2 separate regions of the Homo sapiens genome follow, and region 2 is linked to region 1. Evidence: chromatin loops called from intact Hi-C (ENCODE). Cell type or tissue: HepG2. All regions are shown on one strand. Each heading gives the region's core, and the rest is flanking DNA. Links, peaks and the distances in the headings are about the cores only. Region 1 holds the start of EMX1 (empty spiracles homeobox 1). Region 2 has its middle 25 kb from the start of NOTO.

The links. Hi-C counts contacts between places; a loop is a spot of excess contacts. Peaks named below come from ENCODE experiments on the same cell type or tissue, not always from the same donor. Only the 100,000 strongest peaks of a DNase experiment are listed, where the experiment ranks them.
Region 2: it touches region 1 in a loop (16-fold over the local background); 2 of 110 quality-filtered maps call a loop at or near these places.

What each region holds. Positions count from the first base shown.
Region 1 is chr2:72,912,466-72,922,112 of GRCh38, forward strand. EMX1 (empty spiracles homeobox 1) reads left to right here and starts at 5,054. Exons shown (of 3, transcript NM_004097.3): 1 at 5,054-5,907. The coding sequence starts at 5,388. RefSeq lists silencers at 3,540-3,709, 4,850-5,269, 5,340-5,459 and enhancers at 3,801-4,418, 4,419-5,035. In HepG2, for the core only: no CTCF peak of the experiment used is centred there; DNase peaks (open chromatin) are centred at 3,806 and 4,926; H3K4me3 peaks cover 3,734 bases; H3K27me3 peaks cover 4,265 bases.
Region 2 is chr2:73,172,854-73,182,500 of GRCh38, forward strand. No RefSeq gene overlaps it. Among named protein-coding and RNA genes, the nearest start is that of NOTO, 25 kb to the right of the region's middle. RefSeq lists silencers at 3,007-3,226, 4,532-4,611 and enhancers at 3,362-4,035, 4,036-4,709. In HepG2, for the core only: CTCF peaks have their summits at 3,035, 3,610 (motif pointing right) and 4,693 (motif pointing left); DNase peaks (open chromatin) are centred at 2,948, 3,678 and 4,668; H3K4me3 peaks cover 2,187 bases; H3K27me3 peaks cover 3,548 bases.

The sequences.
Region 1 (9,647 bases), core at 1,742-6,741:
CTTAAAGTCAGCCTTTGGAAGAATAACTATATAGAACACTTCCAGAGGCCAAACTAGTGACAATGGATCAAAAGAATTAAAATATTGCATATCTGGAAATTACACAGCTAGAAATATGTAGAAAAGAAACACAAACATGCGGTAAGATACAGCTATGGAGCTGTTTGTCGAAATTTTGTTAAAACAGTGAAAATCTGTAAACTGTATTAATGTCCAACAATAAAAAATATTTAATGAGAGGCAAAGATGCTTTGATTGGTTATAAAGATAAAGAAGTTACAATACTATGTACAGTATGATCCTTTTTTTAAAGGGAGGCACATATAGAAAGAACTGGAAGGATATACTGTAAGAATTTCACGATGTTTGTTTCTGGGTAGTAGGATTTGACAATTATAAGATCTCTGTTTTCCCTTCACTCCCCCCTTTTGGATTATCTGTATTTTTTATAACTCTGTCCAATAGACATATAATGTGAGACACATAATTTTAAATGTTCTAGTGGCCACATTTAAAAAGTAGAAAGAAATAGATAAAATAATCTTCTTAAGATATTTCATTTTACTCAATATATCCATTACTATGTGTAATCGATATAAAAATATTAATATTTTAAATGTTTTAGCACTAAGCCTGTTTAACACTAAATGCAGTGGATATTCACATTTACAGAACATCTCTGTTTGGGCCATCCACTTCTCAAGCACCACATTACCGCATTTGGCTCCTAGCACGGCTCTATGAAATAATAGCAGTTAATATTTATCAAAAGCCTACTATGTTCCAGGCACTGCTCCAAGTTCATCAGGTGGAGATTATAACTCATTAGGTCTCAATAACTCCATGAGGTTGAACTTATTGTGCTCTCCACAAGCACGTGTTGCTTGCCCTTGTCCTCATACCATAATGAAATGTTTGGAGCTTTTGCAAAAGCCATTTTCCTAATATGATGGGCATCCAAGTCTGGTTGCAAAGGCTTGGATAGAGGGCAAGTGAGAGAATTGGAGAGAGACTAAAAATCATTCAAGAAATTTTGTGGTGAAAAAGACAAGTCAAAAGACTGAGAGAAACATGAGGACAGAAAACTCTTTGTAAGGCAAGGAGACATAAAGATGAAGTCAGGCTGAATAGGAAAGAAGGAGGTGAAAGGTGAAAGAGAGATGGCTGGGGGTGTGGCTGGTCCAAATTCTCACAAGATCTCTGTTGGAGAAACATTGCCTGGCTTGTGCTGGTGGCGAGATGTACATAGCAGCTTCCCAGCTAGAGGGAGCAGGGAGTCATGGCCTTGTGAGGGAGACAGATGGAGACACACACAACCCCCATCGCAGGTGAATGCTATGAAAGAATGGGGTGGAGGGCTTCCCAGGGAGATGAACTGAGTTTTAAGAACGAAGTTAGCCAGCAAAGAAGCAAAAGGAAGAGGATATAGACTTGAGGATTACATCACTGGATGACTGAGCCACTGATTGGATGTGGAGGATGAGAGAGTGATGCTTTGAGGTGATTCCCAAGTTCTCCGCATGGACAAAGGCAGAGACAATAACTTGTACTGAGTGCTCTTTGGAGTCTGACATTGATCCAGTGCACCACATATGTTATCTCATTTACTCCTCACAGAGGTCCCGTATAACGCTTGCAATTTCACAGATACGCAAGCTGAGGCAAAATAATTGGCCCAGGGCTCACCACTAATAAATAGGAGAGTCTGGATTTGGGGCCAGGTTATTCCAGAAATAGAGAGAGGGAGGGAAAACGTTAATGTGGGGCCAGAGCCAGAACAGGTAGGCTAGGCTGTATCAGCCTGGGAGGCATCGGGCTATTCTCCAAAAAGTGAGGCTCCGGGTTGCAGGAGATGGGACCTCCAGGAAACTGGTGGGAGGCTGGACAGGGGCAAAGTGAAAGGTAAGCAGCCTGAAGATGGGTGGGATGTAGTGGACTCCAGCGTGAAGAGCCTCCAGTCTCTGGCAGAGCTCAGCAGCTTGGGTGGGAGGAAACGAAGGGCAGGGAGCAGAAGGTGGTGGGGGGAACGGGTTTTGGTTAAGATGGGCAGCTGTCCAGTGGTGAAGAGGGGAAGTATTTGTGTATACGATCAGTTGTGGGGGATGGTGGTAGAGGGAGCAGTATGAGAGTCTGGGAGGAACAGGGCAGGGGAGATGGCACAGGAGAAGATTGGGGTGGGGGTGGGGGCACTGATACTGAATCCAGTACACAGAGGCAGGCTTAGAGACCCCCTGAGGGTGACAAATTCTTCTCTTAACTTGCTGCAGAGGAAACGACAAGAGAATAGGTCCTAAGAGGAGTGAAAATAGAGGAAACTGGCCAAGGGATAAAGATAAGCAGAGCTATGGAAGAAAAGGAAGAAAATTAGGGAATTACTGGAGAGGAAGCTGACAGAAAGGGGCGCTGGGAGAGGAAAAGGTGAGGGAGGACGAAAACGGAACTCCTATCACCCAGCGCATTCCAGCACCCCCTCCCCCTCCCCCGGGAAGTCTGCGACTGCATCCTCACAGGGATGGAATGGGAGTGGAAGCTAGGCCAGGCTGGGACCCCGGGGCTGTCCCAGCCCAACCAAGACGGTGACCAGACTCAAGTTACTGATCCTCCGCTGTTTCTTCATCTGTAAAGTGGAGTTAATGACAGACAGCTGGATGTCAACGTTTTTTGTTGTTTGTTTTAGAGATGGGATCTCCCTGTATCGCCCAGGCTGGAGTGCAGCGGTATGATCACGGCTCACTGCAGCCTCGACCTCCTGGGCTCGAGAGATCTTCCTGTCTCAGCCTCCCGAGTAGAAATGTCAGCATTTGAATGCCTCACAAGGGAAGGTGGTGTAATAAAAGGTCTATTGATTTAGATATGAACAAGTATACCCAGAGCCACACGAATGAAAGGAGGTGGCCAGTGTAGATGCAAGTCTAGGACGGTCGGTAGATTCCAAGCTTCTCTACCTGCCCAGTTAAACAAGTTCGTGGCCCCTGGCCAGCCTCTCGGTGGGGGTCTGCGACAGAACGGGTGGGATTCATTACCAGGCTAGGAGCGCAAGGCCCTCGGGCCGGGTTCAGCTTGCTGGGCTCCTGTCTTGTCTCAGCCCCCAGCACTTGCTCTGTCACCGCAGAGCACAGGCCCAGGCAACGTTTACCCAACTGAACCCGCATCCCTGTGGGAACCTTGTTCCAACAAAATCCCGTCGTTGTCTCCTTCCATATGGAACGAAAATCTCCTTCTGTACCTCTGCCCAGCTCCGCACCCCCGCCCCCTTAGAGATACGGCCTGGTCGGGTCCTGGTCCCCCCCTCGGCGGCGCTTCCACTTTTCCCAGACTGAGGGTGGGGAAAAGGAGGAGGGGGAAGAAATCAGAGGAGGAAAAGTCGGGAGGTAGGGGAGCCGGGAGACAGGAGAGGGGGAAAATAAAGAGCCTGAGACACAAACGAGAGGAAAAGACCATCACAGAAAGCTGGAAATCTCCGGAGAGGCCAGCGAGAACCCGCGCTCCCCACGGATTCCATCATTCCTTCCGAAGGCGCCTCTGCGGTGTCTCAGCCGTGCCAGGCCCCGGGGTTCCCAGGACGCGGAGGAGTGCTGGGTGCGGCCGCCTCGCCTCCCCACCCCTGGCCGCCCCTCCCCACCTCGCCCAAGGGGGCCGGAACGGCGTCGGCGCGCGGGGGCTTTTCGGAGCAGTCGAGTGGAAAATAGACTTTAACCCGCTTTGTGGCGGCCGGGGCGCCCTGAGCGCTCTCCAAACCACGGCTCCCGGCGCTCAGGCGGGCCGCTGCCAAGACCCGGCCTGGAGTCCCCGCAGAGTTGCGCGGCGCACGGACCCCGTGGCCTTGGGGCGTCAGGAGGCCCAACCCAGATCTGCGCGCCCAGGCAGCGCTCAGGCCGCTAGAATGGACCCCGGCAGCGGCGAGGAAGCGGAACTCTCTGCGGCTCCCTCTCCGCAGTGCGCCGGCAAGGTCCAGGTCCCAGCCTCCCCACCGCCGCCCGCGCCCTCCTAGGCCTCGGAGCGGCGCCTTTCTGCGGCCTCGAAGGTGGGGTGGGAAAGTTTGGGGAGTCCCGGCTCTCACAGCCTGTCGTGAGAACTGCCCCCGGGGAATTCGTCCGCCGTACGGAAAAACTGGCCGGAGCAGAGTCGTCCGCGGTTCCGCGGTCGCGGGTGGAAGGTGAAGGTCGAGGGAGGTCAGGCTGCTTCTGCGTGTCCTGACGGCTGGCGTGTTCTCTTGAGATGGGCTCGGGCTACTTGGCCAGCTTCAATTTAAGCCACAGTGTCTCCGAGGCCCTGACCTGGTCCGGCCCGCCGACACTTGAGCCCCCAGAGCCTCAGAGAAGGCGAGGGGGTGGATCTCCCAGTGCCGAGGCCCGCCGTCCTGGTCCAAGCCGGTCGCGGCACCGTGTCTGGGCACTGGAGCTGCTTCCAGCCCCGCGAACAGCTGGAGGGTGGCAGTGGGACCGCTCCGGCGGCTTCTCCCGCGCAGTGCCCCGCCTGGCCCCTTGTGAAGGGAGTGAGCGTCCCCTTTCCAGAGCTGTCCCCCGTGACATCCAGAAAACGCGAAACCTCAGGAACAAGGTCGCAGCTTCAGACCGCGGCCCAGGAGGCCGATGGTGGGTGAGTGGGAGAGTCCCGGAGAGCAGGGGGGCAGAGAGCTGGTTTTCGGGAAAACCAATGTGTTGGACCCCAAACATCCACCCTCCGCTCGGATCCAAGTTCTCTGAGAACTGAAACGACATCCCGGGACGAATGGGAGAGTTAGGCTGAGCTACACACCGGGGAGGGGAGGGTTGGAGTTTAGCCCCAAGCCCTTCGGACGCCTTCTTCGGCTCCCGCGTGGGTTGAGACGGCGGCACGGCCACCAGACTCAGCTAAAGGGCGGAGTCGCGAGGAGAAGCCAGTGGCGAGGGGAGGAGGAGGCCTGGATCTCCCCGCGAAGGCTCCAGTCCGGCTTTTGCCTCCGACTGCGGGCTCCCTCCCCACCCGCCGTCCCTCGCCCCGCCCCGCCCCGCCCCCCACCTTGGGGCAGGTGAGCGGCGGCCAATGGGCGAGCGCGGGGCAGGTGCCCGCTAACTCGCGCCTCGCAGCGCTGGGCGGCCGGGGCTGGGCAGGGCAGTGCGGGGACACCGGGGGCTGGGGTCGGTCCCAGCGGGACTCCGAAAGGAGGGAGACGAGCTCAACCCTCGGGCCTTACTGGCAGCTCGCAGCCTAGCACGGAGCCCGCGCCTGTGCGGGCGCCTGGAGCTGCCCGCTCCGCCGCAGCAGCCGCCGCGCCTGGCCGTACGCTGTGGCCGGACCCCGCGGTCGCTCGCTCACACACCCCTCGCCGCTCCGCGCCTGGCTCGCCCGCGGGGGCCGAGCGCGAGCGGGCGGGCGGGGGAGGTGAGGGGTGCGGGCGGGTGTGCATGTGCCTGGCTGGGTGCACACCCCGCAAGGCGGCGGCGCCAGGACGCGGAGCGCTCCCCAGAGCCCGGCTGCCTCGCACAGCTCCCGCGGCTGCGACCATGTTCCAGCCCGCGGCCAAGCGCGGCTTTACCATAGAGTCCTTGGTGGCCAAGGACGGCGGCACCGGCGGGGGCACTGGCGGCGGGGGCGCGGGCTCCCATCTCCTGGCGGCGGCCGCCTCCGAGGAACCGCTCCGGCCCACGGCGCTCAACTACCCTCACCCCAGCGCGGCCGAGGCGGCCTTCGTGAGTGGCTTCCCTGCCGCGGCCGCCGCGGGCGCGGGCCGCTCGCTCTACGGTGGGCCCGAGCTCGTGTTCCCCGAGGCCATGAACCACCCCGCGCTGACCGTGCATCCGGCGCACCAGCTGGGCGCCTCCCCGCTGCAGCCCCCGCACTCCTTCTTCGGCGCCCAGCACCGGGACCCTCTCCATTTCTACCCCTGGGTCCTGCGGAACCGCTTCTTCGGCCACCGCTTCCAGGGTGAGTGTCCACGCTGTGCCCGCCGAGGCGGCCGGCCGGCGCCCGTGCTGCGGCGATGCGGGGGAGGCTCGGGGGCGCGCGGGGCTGTTTAGAAGTTACTGCCGGGAAGGCTGCAGGTCCGCGGAGGTAGATTCCCAGGCAGGGAAGAGCTGTGCGGCATCCACCCGCGCCTTCGCCGCGTAGGTCTCCCTCCCAGGAAAGCAGGTGGAGACCTCCAGGCTTTTCTAGAAAATATACCAGTTCGGACGCAAGCCCAGGCGCGTCCTCGGAGCCTGTGCTGGCCCTCGCCACAGCCTGCCCAATTCTCTCTCCCAGCTGAGCCAGTCTCAGACCAGAGTACAACTCCTCCCGCTCTCCCTCCGCCCGGCTTAACCTCGCACCACGCTTCTCTCGCAAGTCCACCACCACCTCCGAGACCTCAGCCTTCGCTGGCGCGTCCGGGCGGGGGAAAGTCCATTCGCGTGCCCCAGCTCTGGGGGAAGCAAGGGCAGCAGGGAGGGCGAATCGGAGAGTTAATGTTCAGTGTGGAGGGCCTGGCTGTCTTGGGATGTTTCTCGGCAACCTTGGCCCGACTTCTCCAAGTCACACGTGCCTCTCCTACCCAAGGTGGGGAAGGTTTGCAGTAAGCAAACTGGCTTCCGCCGTTGCTCGCCGCCTTCGGGAGGGAGCCCACCCGGCTGCTGGAATACCGAGGACAGTTTTCCCGGGCAGGGGGCGGGGGCAGAGGGCTTTTAAGGTCGTAGCCAGTCCGAACCCCGGAGTTTGCATCCAGCAATCGGCTTGCTAATAAAGATCCTCCACTGGCCCTACACACACACACACACACACACACACACACACACACACGTTTCAATTATTTGTCTTTCCCGGAGAAAAGAGAGTTGCATTTGTTGGAGTTCGTTTTCTTCCTTGAAATTTGTTGGAGTTTGTTTTTTTCTTTTCTTTTTTTTTAAATTTTATTTTAAAGAGTGGCCTTGATTTGTACAGGCATCACTTTAGTTTCCAGTTTTATTTTGTTAGTGTAGACCAGACCACAGCCTTGTGAGAAGGGTCTATGGCTCAGAGCTAGGTAACCCGGCTTTTAGAGAAACAAATGAAAGGGACATGGCTGGAGCTTCGGCTCCAGGAGCTAATGTGACGGTCTGTAGTCTAGGTCTACAGTCAATTAGATGTTTGGCACAGTTGTTTAGATAATAAAATGAAAATTATCTCTTGACACTTTGACTTTCACAGAAAACCGCTTTCCCAGGTCCCGATTTGTCAGGCAATTTTTTCAGTCCCACCTGGCCAATAGATGCTGACCTGGCAGATACCACAAAACCAGAGAATGTAATTACTAGAATAAGAATTGTTGTGGGTAGCCTTGCCTCCTCTTTGAAGATTTCAAAGACTTGCCCAAATCCAAATCCGAAAAAACAAAAATGCTACAATGTCATCTGCCTTGGGCAAGAGTTTCTGCCACTTAAAAATAAATGTTTACTGATAACATGAGGATATCTTTAAAATTGAGCAATCTACCCTGGTCCTCCGTGGGCTCGATCCGAAGCCTGGGTCTCGAAACCTGGCGCCCAGGGGCCGAGTTGTAGTTGGGGCGGTGTGTGAGCCCGCGGGCCGCCGCGGCCGAGGGGCTGGCGGGTTGGAGGCTTGTGGAGGGATAGGGGCTCGGAGGAGAGGGCGGGGTCGTTCCTAAGTCCTGTGGCCTCCAGCCGTTCAGCTTGTCCGGAGTCGGCATCCTGGGCCGCACCCTCGGCTTCGAATCCAGCCCCTGACGCCCTCCGCACCGCGGTTCCTGCCTCCGGGCGCCGAGGGCCGGGGGCGCCTGGAGAGAAATCCAGCTCCGGCTCTGAGCGTCTCCAGTCAGGCGAGGCGGATAAATCCTTCGCAAAACCCTCTTGGAAATTGCCGCCGCTTCCTGAGCCATCAGTCCCAGCGGGTACGTTATCGAGTAGCACAAACAGTTGGATTTTTCCCTCAAGAACCGAGTCTGGACGCGGAGATGGAGCCAAGTGTGGCTGCATTTTCGGACCCGGAAATCCGTTGGGCACTGAAGGACTTTTCGAACCCTGTAGCGCTGTTGCTTCGCGGTCCATCGTCGCCGCTGCAGACGGATGCGCTCCCCGGCGGCTCTACGCCCTCCAGTCCCGGCCAGGCCTCTGGGCTGGGAGCCGAGCCGTCTCGGGCCCTCCGGCGCCGCGTTTTCTAGAGAACCGGGTCTCAGCGATGCTCATTTCAGCCCCGTCTTAATGCAACAAACGAAACCCCACACGAACGAAAAGGAACATGTCTGCGCTCTCTGCGCAGCGCTTGGGCGGCGCGGTCCCGGCGCGCGGGGAAGCGGCGTCTCCGCTAACCGAGGCGCTGGAAGGGGAAAAGCGAATGCGGAATCGTCCAGGACTCCGAAGGTCGGGGCCGCTCGCGAGCACCGAAGGGGAGGAGCCGACGAAGACCAGGAGTGGGCCGCATTTCGGTACTGTTTCCCCGAGATCAGGAACTTTCCGGGTCTAGGAGCAACGCCTGGAGGGGGCTGTAGAGACCCAGCCCCCCGGGACCCGCAACTACAATGGGCCGGAGCTTCTAAGGTCGCCTTTGTTCTGGCAGGAGGACGGGGAATGAGGTTATCTCCGCCGCCTGTCCTGCCTCTCCCTCTCCTAGCCCTAGGGCCCTCCGCCCAGCCGTCCGGCCCTGAGCCCCTGGCCGGCGGCGGCCTCTCCAGCGAAGACTGCGGCTCGAAGACTGCAGCTCGGACCCCGGGTGCTTCGGATCCCTAGCTCCCACCTCCAGCTCCCTCATTCCTGGGAATCTCTTGTGCTAGTTCCCAGCCATTGCCTTGAAGGGGCCCTAAAAGAGTGGCTGTAGAAAAATCGGAGGGGTAGGGAAGCAGGGAGGAGAGGGGTATTCATTTCCCTAGCTCCAGGGACGGCTATACCAGTCCCTTTCCACTTTGCTAACTGTCCTAGTCCGAAACTGACAGCCCGTTCTCACAGCCCAGAATTACTGCGTCCAAACAGGCCGCACCCTAGACCCAAGTTTGTTCTGCCCTTGTGGTCCAGGCAAGGGAAACTGAACCCCTGGTAGGGGTGGTTCAGGCCTCCTTCCCACAGGTCGGGGGGCGGGGCGGTACAGGTACCTGTGCACCTAAGGCATCACCCTTGTCTTTGCAGAAACATGTAGCAATTGATCTGTTTCTCAGGATGTTTGGTGTTGTACTAAACATCCTCTTTCTAACAGGGAAACGTCCTTATTCTTTTGGAATCAAATAACCTGTCATCACTTAGCATCTTGACTCATCCTGCAGTCTCCTGCTTCTCTGTGATAGGGTTAGAAGGACCCCTGTATTTTTGCACATGCATGTGAATATACCCTTTAGGACACATGCTGTCTACCACAACTGGACATGACAATGACCTGGGGCCATTTTCTCAGTAAGGTAGACCCAAAGCAACCTAGCATCCCCCTAAAATAACCAGACTTGAGGCAAAGGGGCATGTATGTTGGTACAGAAGCTTGTTGCCTTCATCCTCTCATCTGGGTTTATAAAGACAAACACAGAGCACTCCACCACACAGGTGACTGACATATACCACATAATTACAAAATAATCACTAAGTCAGAGACACTGGGGCAGACTGCAGACCTGCTTCCTCAGCCCCACACTGCCCTTCACACCTCTGCCTCCTATTCATACACACTTACGGGGCTTTCCACACTGCAGCCTCACTTCTGACCAACCTGGGCCAGCC
Region 2 (9,647 bases), core at 2,444-7,443, 260 kb after region 1:
AGCCTGCAGGCACCCCAGCCCCATACATGCACACAGAGCAGACGTTGCATGCATACATTGCAGCCAGCACCACACACACTCTGCAGACATGCCCCATAGATACCACTTACCCTCACCCTTAGCAAACACTACAAAAACACAGACACAGCCCCAGAGAAAATACATGCACACCCACACTCAGCAGACACACACACCCGCCAACACCTCCACAAACCTACACTCATATCCAACAGAATCCACACACACCACTCACACGCACACAGCTCCCCAGGCGCACACATATTCGAATATAGCAGACACCACACACACACACACACACCCCAACAGATATGCACACTCCCGCCCACTCACATGTGCAGTTTCACATTCATTAGAGTTGGGGCCATGAGAAGGGCTGAGAAACCTCCGCCAGCCCATACCTACATAATAGTGAGTCAGAGAGTATTGAGTCTTCACAATTTTTTTTTTTTTTGACAGACTCTTGCTCTGTCTCCCAGGCTGGAGCACAGTGGTACGATCTCGGCCCACTGCAACCTCTGTTTCCTGGGTTCAAGTGATTCTCCTGCCTCAGCCTCCCGAGTAGCTGGGATTACAGGCACCCACCACCACGACCAGCCAATTTTTGTATTTTTAGTAGAGATGGGGTTTCGCCATGTTGGCCAGGCTGGTCCCAAACACCTGACCTCAGGTGATCCGCCTGCCTCGGCCTCCCAAAGTGCTGAGATTACAAGCGTGAGCCACCGCACCTGGCCTAATTCTTGTATTTTTGGTGGAGACAAGGTTTCACCATATTGGCCAGGCTGGTCACGAACTCCTGACCTCAAGTGATCTGCCTGCCTCAGCCTCCCAAACTGCTGGGATTACAGGTGTGAGCTACCGCGCCCGGCCGAATCTTCATAATTTGCCTGATGTGATTACTGAGTATGACGAGATCTCATAGTCCATGCACAAAGAGAGGCTTCTAGGACCCAGAACCTTGGCTTCCACACATCTCTGTCAACGTAGAAACACATGACCTGGATCACCCTCTCCTCAACCAGAAATAGGCATTAGGAGGACTTGTCTGACCAGTCTTCAGAGGTGGGTGAGAGGGCCTTGGGGTTCATCATACAGGGCAGATAAGGAGTTCCAGGACAGGCTTGGTCCCTGCCCTCAGGGAGCTCAGCATTTGGCTGGAAAGAGAAACAGGACATAGAACTAGATGTGAGAGCAAGCACGCACCAATTGTGCAAACTCACGCTCAGGCAGCGGGGCCTGAGTATTAAAAGGGGCTTGAGGTAAAGCGAGCAACCTAGAAGTGCCCACTGCAGCCAGCCGTGTCTAGGGGAAAGTATTCAGGCAGGCCTCAGGGAGAAGAGGGTGGCAGACACATGGTATTTACTCACTCAGGTATTATTCAGCACTCCATGTCTGAATAGAGCCTAGCTTTGTGTCTGAATAACACAGGTACTGCTCTTGGCAGTGACTGCAAAGCATGACGTCCCTGCCTCGCGCTGTTCCACCTAAGATATAGTCAGTACCAACCGAGTGAGTAGTGAGGATGACGGCGAGGTGATGGGGGGGCTCTGAGGCAAATCAACAGGTTATGGGAGTGACTGGAGCTATCTGAGGCCAGGGGACAGCTCTCTTAGGCAAGATGAGGGCAGGCCAAGGATGAGAGTGAGGGGAGGACGCACTCCCTCAGGTGCTAGCCCTGCATTTACAGGGCCTCGAGAGGGAGTGCCTCCTTAAGATGTGTGCCTCAGTGGAACGTCACTTGCCTCACCCTAGTGCAGCCGTGTTCAAGGGTATACAAGGGGAGGTCACTGAGGCATGAGGGTCTAGTTTGCTATGGTTTCCTCTTAGCCAGAAGCCTGATTTCTCTCCTGTGTCTCTGCTGTTGTGTTCTACATTGGCCCAGCCTCTGCCCCCAACCCCAGTGTTTGTTCCCAGGTTTCAGGGTGTCAGAGAAGGCCCCTGCTCACCAGATCCCAGAGGGCCCCGCAGCAAGCCTTGCCCCTGCACAGAGAAGTCAGGCTTTGAACTGTGGGCCTAGACTCAGGGAGGTCGACTCAGTAGGCAAATGCTCAGTTTTCCTGGCCTGGGGTGGCTATTCTGGGAGGGGGAAGGGGTGTAAGTTCAGGCTCAGATAGGAAGCTGAAAGGTGGGAGGGAAGAAACAAAACTCACCCCAGATGGCAACTGGGTCTTGTCCCTGTGAAGCTATCACCCAGTCATCAGTGGGTTTGCCCCGAAAGGCTCCATAGAACCCTATTTCTCTCCTCATCTGCACTGAGCTCTATTTTGTAGAATGGACCATGTCAATTTCCCAGCTTGAAGCACTTGGCATTCCTCTCCTGTGAGGCCCAGGTTTCTCTGGGCAGACCACAGGAAGCAGGCTCAGGCCACCGCATAAGTACGGGGTCTTGAGGGTGATTTGTGTTTGGGTGGTTGGGGATCTCCTAACCCGGGCTCCACAGTGAGCTCTCAGGGGTGTCAAGCCCAGTCGCGCTCAAGGGCCCTCTGCACTGTCTCCTTCACCGGGACAGCAGGGTCTGAGGTCCCGCCTTTCTCGGCCTGGGGCGTGCATGGCCTGGGCTCCATTGCAAGTTTTTGGACGTCCCCTTTCTCCCCCACCCCATCTTTTCCCTGGCGATCTCACTGCCCTTTCCAGGAGCACGCTCCCGCTCTGAGTCCGGAAGGACCCCGCGGGGGTCCTGACAGCCTCCCGGGCCCAGGGTGGGGATTGTGATGGCCCCTCGGGAGCTGGGTTGAGCCGGCGGCTCCTGAGCTAATCAATGGGCTGCAGCCGGCGGAAGGGGCCCGGCGGGGGGATTAGGAGCCGAGAAGGGCAATTACCCGGGTGGGCCGCTCCCCCGCTCGCCTTCGCCGCGCTGCTCAAATGCCGCATTTCGGATGCAGCGCCGCGCTCGGCCTGTTTGCTTGCAGAGCCGGGGCCCCGGGGCAGGAAGCCAACTCGCAAGTGTATCGGAGATTAGGGCCCGCGGCGGCGGGGGCGGGCGCTGGGCAAACACGCGGCGGCCGCCTCAATCCCCAGTGCTCGATTCCGCCCGCGGCGGTGCCTGCCCGGCAGTGACTCGGTGGTGGGGGAAGGGGGCGGCCCCGGCTCCCAGCGCCCGGGTGCCCTCGACGCCCACCCCGGGGGATACTCGGGGAGGCAGGCACCGGATGGGGAGCGACGGGTTTTTCCTTCGGGAGAGGCCACCCGGGCACGGTCTCCTTTCGCCCCATCCTCAGGCACACCTCGCCGCGCCGTCTTGAGGCCTGGTTCTAACCCTCCCGTCTCCCGCACCCCTAGTTCCCCGTCTGCCTAGTGGGTCGAGGGGAAGGGGAACCGGTTGGGGAAGGGAAGGAAAAAGACCCAAAGGCGGAGGTGTGAAGACTGGAGAGTGGCGGGGCCCCGCCCGGTGCGTACTTGGGGGTCAGTGCCCGCGACCGCAGGGCGGGGCGGCGGGCACGACACCCGGTGATGTCCAGGGAACTCGCGGACCTCAGCCGCAGGGCTGAGTCCTCAGCTGCTCCGGGAAGCGAGACTTCGGCAGGCATCCAGCAGCCCCAGGGTACAAGACCGAGTCTTAAACCAGATCTCAGGGCCCCCAGAGGTCGGAAGGACAGCCTAGAACTCCAGAACCAGCTCCTCTCCTGGTAGCCGCACCCCCAGCTAGAGTTCCTCTGGCCCTGCCCCTGCCCTCCCGCCCCGCAAATTCCAACTCTTTCCCGTTTCCCAGGCGGACTGCTCATTCCTACAAACAAGACTTTGCCCTGGCTTCTCCAAATTCTGCCCACCTATCAAGGCACAGCTAGCTCCCAGCCTCTTCCTCCAGGAAGTTCTCCAGTTTTCCAGCTCAGAGGGCTGTGCGCAAATTTAGCATCTGATTCCATCTCAGGGTCCCTCTGCGAAGGTCTTTAGCCTCCCCCCCACTTTTCTTTCAAAGAAAGGCGGTATGTTCAGTATGGGCTGGCAGGTTTGGTCTAGGATAGGATCCCTCATCCCTTAGAAAGACGTAGGGGCTTGAAAGCGCAGTAGGCTGGTCCCTGGGGCACCTGTGCCCAAGCGGGCCTCCTCTCTGGAGTGACGCAGGGACTCCCCACTCATGCCTCACTCTGGCTCCTGGGACACCCCCAACCCAGCCCCTGGGAGGCGAAGACGCTTTGTAACCAGCCCTCTTCTTGGAAGGTTATGAAGTCCTATGCTATTGGTGCTTCTGAACTGACCAAGCCACTTCCCCGCTCTACGCCTTCTCTTCTTCACCCTCCCCTAAGTTCCGTAGTGAGCTGCTGGGACTTCCAGAAGTGACCGGCTCTTCCTCCTGGGAGGAGGGGCGGGGAATGTTTGTTTCTTCCCCACAGTTAGGAAGCAGTGACTCCACCAGCCCGAGCGCAGCGGTAGTCAGCGCTCGACAGTGTCCCCGTTCCCCACCACCACCCATCCTTTACCGCCCCCGGGGCACAGCGCCCTTCCCCCTCTCCCCCGTTCCAGCTTCATTTCCCGTAGCTTCGAAGCTCCTAAGGAGTTAGGATCATCTTGGCGTACAGATCCCTTCGAAGCACTGATCCCTCCGCTCCTTCCCGGCACAGCCCCTTCCCGGCACGGCCCTTTCCCGCGCGATCTCCCGCTCTAGAGACCCGCGGGATGCGTCCCCGCCCGCTGCCGGGAGGTGGGGCGCCAGCATTGTACAGTCTGCGCGCGCCCCCTGCTGCTCGCCGCGAGAAATGACGGCCTACGTCCGCCGGGCCCTTCAGCTCCTCGGTTCCGGGCGCCCCCCACCGTTCACATCCCCGCGCGTTCTCGCGTCCTCGCTGGGACTGCGCCCAGGAGCCGCAGGCACTTACAAAACAAATTGCTGCCTCCATCACTGGGCTCAGTACCACCTGACACTATCACCCCACTTTTCAGGGGACCTCAGTGACGTTCCTGCATCAAGCAGCAGGACTGGAGCCCAGGTTTCCCAAAAGGAAGTCCAGACTTTTACAAACCATTAATGAAGGGCTTAAATTCTCCAGGGCACTGTACCCCTCGTACAGCTCTGTGGAGACTGAGAAAATGGGGTTCTGGCACCCAGGAACCTGGACCCCCAAAACAGGCACAGGCCTAGCTCTGTGCTGGGCAGTGCTGTGAGTCACCTGTTCTGCCCCTGGGTGGAGTATACCCAGGCAGTAGGCACTGACAGGTTCCATCCCAGCACCAAACCCAGGAATGTCCCGGTCAACTGCGGAGCACCAACCCCAGCAGTTCCAGAAGCATCCCTTCCTCCAGGGCTGCGGCTGTAAGAGGGGAGCTGAGGCAGTGCGTTCGCTGGGGAAGGAGGGACAATGCAAGGTCAGGGCCAGAGGAGCCTGGAGGGATGAGAGGGTGCCCCCCCCCTTCTGCCACTTACTAGCTGCGTGACCTGGACTAGTTGTGTTACCCCTGTTTCTGAGCCTTGTGTTCCTTATAAAGATTGGTGATTTTTCGGCGGGGTCGGTGGCTCCTGCCCGTAATCGTAGCACGTTGGAAAGCCGAGGAGGGCTGACTGCTTGAGCCCAGGAGTTTGAGAACAGCCTGGGCAACATGGCGAAACCCTGTCTCTCCAAAAAAAAAAAAAAAAAAAAAACAATTAGCCCGGCATGGTGATGCGTCTTGTAGTCACAGGTACTAGGGAGGCTGAGGTGGGAGAATCGCTTGGGAGGCTAAGGGAGTATGGCTTGACTAGGAGGTCAAGGCTGCAGTGAGCCATGTGATCACACTACTGCACTCCAGCCTGGGTTGACAGTGAGACTCTGTCTCAAAAAAAAAAAAAAAAAAGGGGGGGGGGGTGTTGTGATTTTCATAGGTTGTGGAGAGGATTAAGGGCTACAATTTTGCAATATCTAGCATATAGCAGATGCTCCATTAGCGGTCTCTGAAGCAGCCCTTACCTCCTTCAGGGATCTCCAATCAACTCCCAGAACTGCCTGAGTGTGGCGGTCAGCCCAGAGCAGCAGGTGCTATCCTTTGTAGCACTGTTAACCAAAAACTGGACACAACCAAATATCCACTAACAGTATAACTGGATAAACAAAGTGTAATATATTCATCTTTGGAATACTCTATAGCAATGAAAATTAATAAACTAGGGTTATGTACATAAAACTTGCAAACAGTCTGAGTGAAAGAGGCAAGCTGAAGCATTAGTACAGTATGATACTACATATATGAAGTTTTTTCTTTTTTAAATTTATATTTATAATTTTAATAAAAACATTTTTGGAGACAGGGTCTCACTATGTTCTCCAGGCTGGTCTCAAACTCCTGGGCTCAAGCAATCCTCCTGCTTTGGCCTCCCAAAGTGCTGGCATTACAGGCATAAGCCACCGTGCCTGGCCCCATATATGAAGTTTAAAAGCATACAAAATACTTCTATAAGCTACTTATGGGTCAATAAATATGGAGGAATTGTATGAGTCTGTGAGTGTAAATAATACCAAATTAGATTTGGAGGTGACTCCAGCAAATAGGACTGGAGAGGGGTACAAAAGGCCCCATATGTGTCTGCAATGTGCTTTTATTTAAAAAAAAAAAAACTCATGTAAAAGTGGCAAAACCTACAGTCAAGAATGATGAATGGTGAGTTCTTGAGTACTTACATTTTTATCTATAACTTTCTTGGTGTTCGAAATATTTTATTATGGTTTTAAAAAAAGAAGAAAGGGGAGGAAAACCATTGGTCACTGATAGTAATAGATCCTCTGCTTTTGGCAACTTGGCCCACTCATCTTCCTGCTTGACCAATTCTCCTCCATCTCTGAGCTTATCCATTCATTTTTCTTTTCAAACTAGAACCCACATGCAGATGACTCCCAAATCTATATCCAGTCCAGACAACTTCTGTTATCTAACTTCTGGTTAGGTATCTCCACTAGGATGTTTCTCAGACACCTCAGACTCAACACAAGCAAAACTCAATTGATAACTACCCCCTCCAACTGCCTGTTGCCTACAGCTGGAAAGGCATGTGGAGAGAAGATACACACCCAATCATCTTCCTGAAGCTTTTGAATACTGATGATAAAGAAAAAAACCTTCCAAACTTTTTAACAACAGAAAGATTTTCTGCAAATAGTTAACCTGACAGCCGACTTTTCATCTGCAACGTGAAATACTAGAAAACAGCTATTAGAAGCAATGAAACTTCCATGCATACAGCACCAAAGAGAGACTTTAAAAATAGTTTTAAAAAAGAGATTTATACACAATACCATTTATGTAAATTAAAAACAAATACAGAACAGCCCTGCACATTTTACATGGATCCATAAATAATAGCAAATACACAAGAGAAGGGCTTACTAGGAGAGGAGGAGGAAATAGGGGGAAAGAGAAAAAGCCAGAATGAAGAGTGGGGTCTAGTGTGGACCTCTGATGGCAATGCCCACAAAAGAGCAGGAGAGAATATCTCAGCCCTCTGCTTCTGAGATCCAAAATTTAAAAAAAAAATCGTTTAAAAATAGGGGATGGGCACGGTGGTTCATGCCTGTAATCCCAGCACTTTGGGAGGCTGAGGTGGACGGATCACTTGAGACCAGCCTAGCCAACATGGTGAAACTCTGTCTCTAATAAAAATACAAAAATTAGCTGGGTGTGGTGGTTGTAATCCCAGCTACTTGGGAGGCTGAGGCAGGAGAATCGCTTGAACCCAGGAGGCAGAGGTTGCAGTGAGCCAAGATCGTGCCACTGCACTCCAGCCTTGGCGACAGAGCGAGAATCCGTCTCAAAGAAAAAAAGGTGTTCCTAAATGCAGAAAAAGGTTGCGCATCACTGAAGTAAATGATGAACTAAATATAAGATTTGGAGGTAGGCAGGTAGGTAGAGGAGCTTGCCAGAGTGCAGGTATTTATGTTTGCTTAGAAAAGCTACAAGTTTTTCACTTCACAGTTCATATGGAACCAAAAAAGAGCCCACATTGCCAAGATAATCCTAAGCCAAAAGAACAAAGCTGGAGGCATCACACTACCTGACTTCAAACTATACTACAAGGCTACAGTAACCAAAAGAGCATGGTGCTGGTACCAAAACAGAGATGTAGACCAATGGAACAGAACAGAGCCCTCAGAAATAATACCACACATCTACAACCATCTGATCTTTGACAAACCTGACAAAAACAAGAAATGGGGAAAGGATTCCCTATTTAATAAACGATGCTGGGAAAACTGCCTAGCCATATGTAGAAAGCTAAAACTGGATCCCTTCCTTACACCTTATACAAAAATTAATTCAAGATGGATTAAAGACTTAAATGTTAGACCTAAAACCATAAAAACCCTAGAAGAAAACCTAGGCAATACCATTCAGGACATAGGCATGGGCAACTTCATGTCTAAAACACCAAAAGCAATGGCAACAAAAGCCAAAATTGACAAATGGGATCTCATTAAACTAAAGAGCTTCTGCACAGCAAAAGAAACGACCATCAGAGTGAACAGGCAATCTACAGAATGGGAGAAAATTTTTGCAATCTACCCATTGGACAAAGGGCTAATATCCAGAATCTACAAAGAACTTAAACAAATTTACAAGAAAAAATCAAACAATCCCATCAAAAAGTGGGCGAAGGATACGAACAGATACTTCTCAAAAGAAGACATTTATGCAGCCAACAGACACATGAAACAATGCTCATCATCACTGGCCATCAAAGGAATGCAAATCAAAACCACAATGAGATACCATCTCACACCAGTTAGAATGGCAATCATTAAAAAGTCAGGAAACAAGGGGTGCTGGAGAGGATGTGGAGAAACAGGAACACTTTTACACTGTTGGTGGGACTGTAAACTAGTTCAACCATTGTGGAAGACAGTGTGGTGATTCCTCAAGGATCTAGAACTAGAAATACCATTTGACCCAGCCATCCCATTACTGGGTATATACCCAAAGGATTATAAATCATGCTGCTATAAAGACACATGCACACGTATGTTTATTGCGGCACTGTTCACAATAGAAAAGACTTGGAACCAACCCAAATGTCCATCAGTGATAGACTGGATTAAGAAAATGTGGCACATATACACCATGGAATACTATGCAGCCATAAAAAAGGATGAGTTCATGTCCTTTGTAGGGACATGGATGAAGCTGGAAACCATCATTCTCAGCAAACTGTCACAAGGACAGAAAACCAAACACCACATGTTCTCACTCATAGGTGGGAATTGAACAATGAGAACACTTGGACACAGGAAGGGGAACATCACACACTGGGGCCTGTTGTGGGGTGGGAGGAGCGGGGAGGGATAGCATTAGGAGATATACCTAATGTAAATGACGAGTTAATGGGTGCAGCACGCCAACATGGCACATGTATACATATGTAACAAACCTGCACGTTGTGCACATGTACCCTAGAACTTAAAGTATACATATAAAAAAAGTCTAGCACATACAATTATTTAAAAAAAAAAAAGCTACAAGTTTTGGCCAGGTGCGGTAGCTCAAGTTCATGCCTGTAGCCCCAGAACTTTGGGAGGCTAAGATGGGCAGATCACTTAAGCCCAAGAGTTTGAGACCAGCCTGGGCAACATGGCAAAACCCTGTCTCTACTAAAAATACAAGAAGTAGCCGAGCGGGCGGCACCTACCTGTAATCCCAACTACTTGGGAGGCTGAGGCAGGAGAATTGACTGA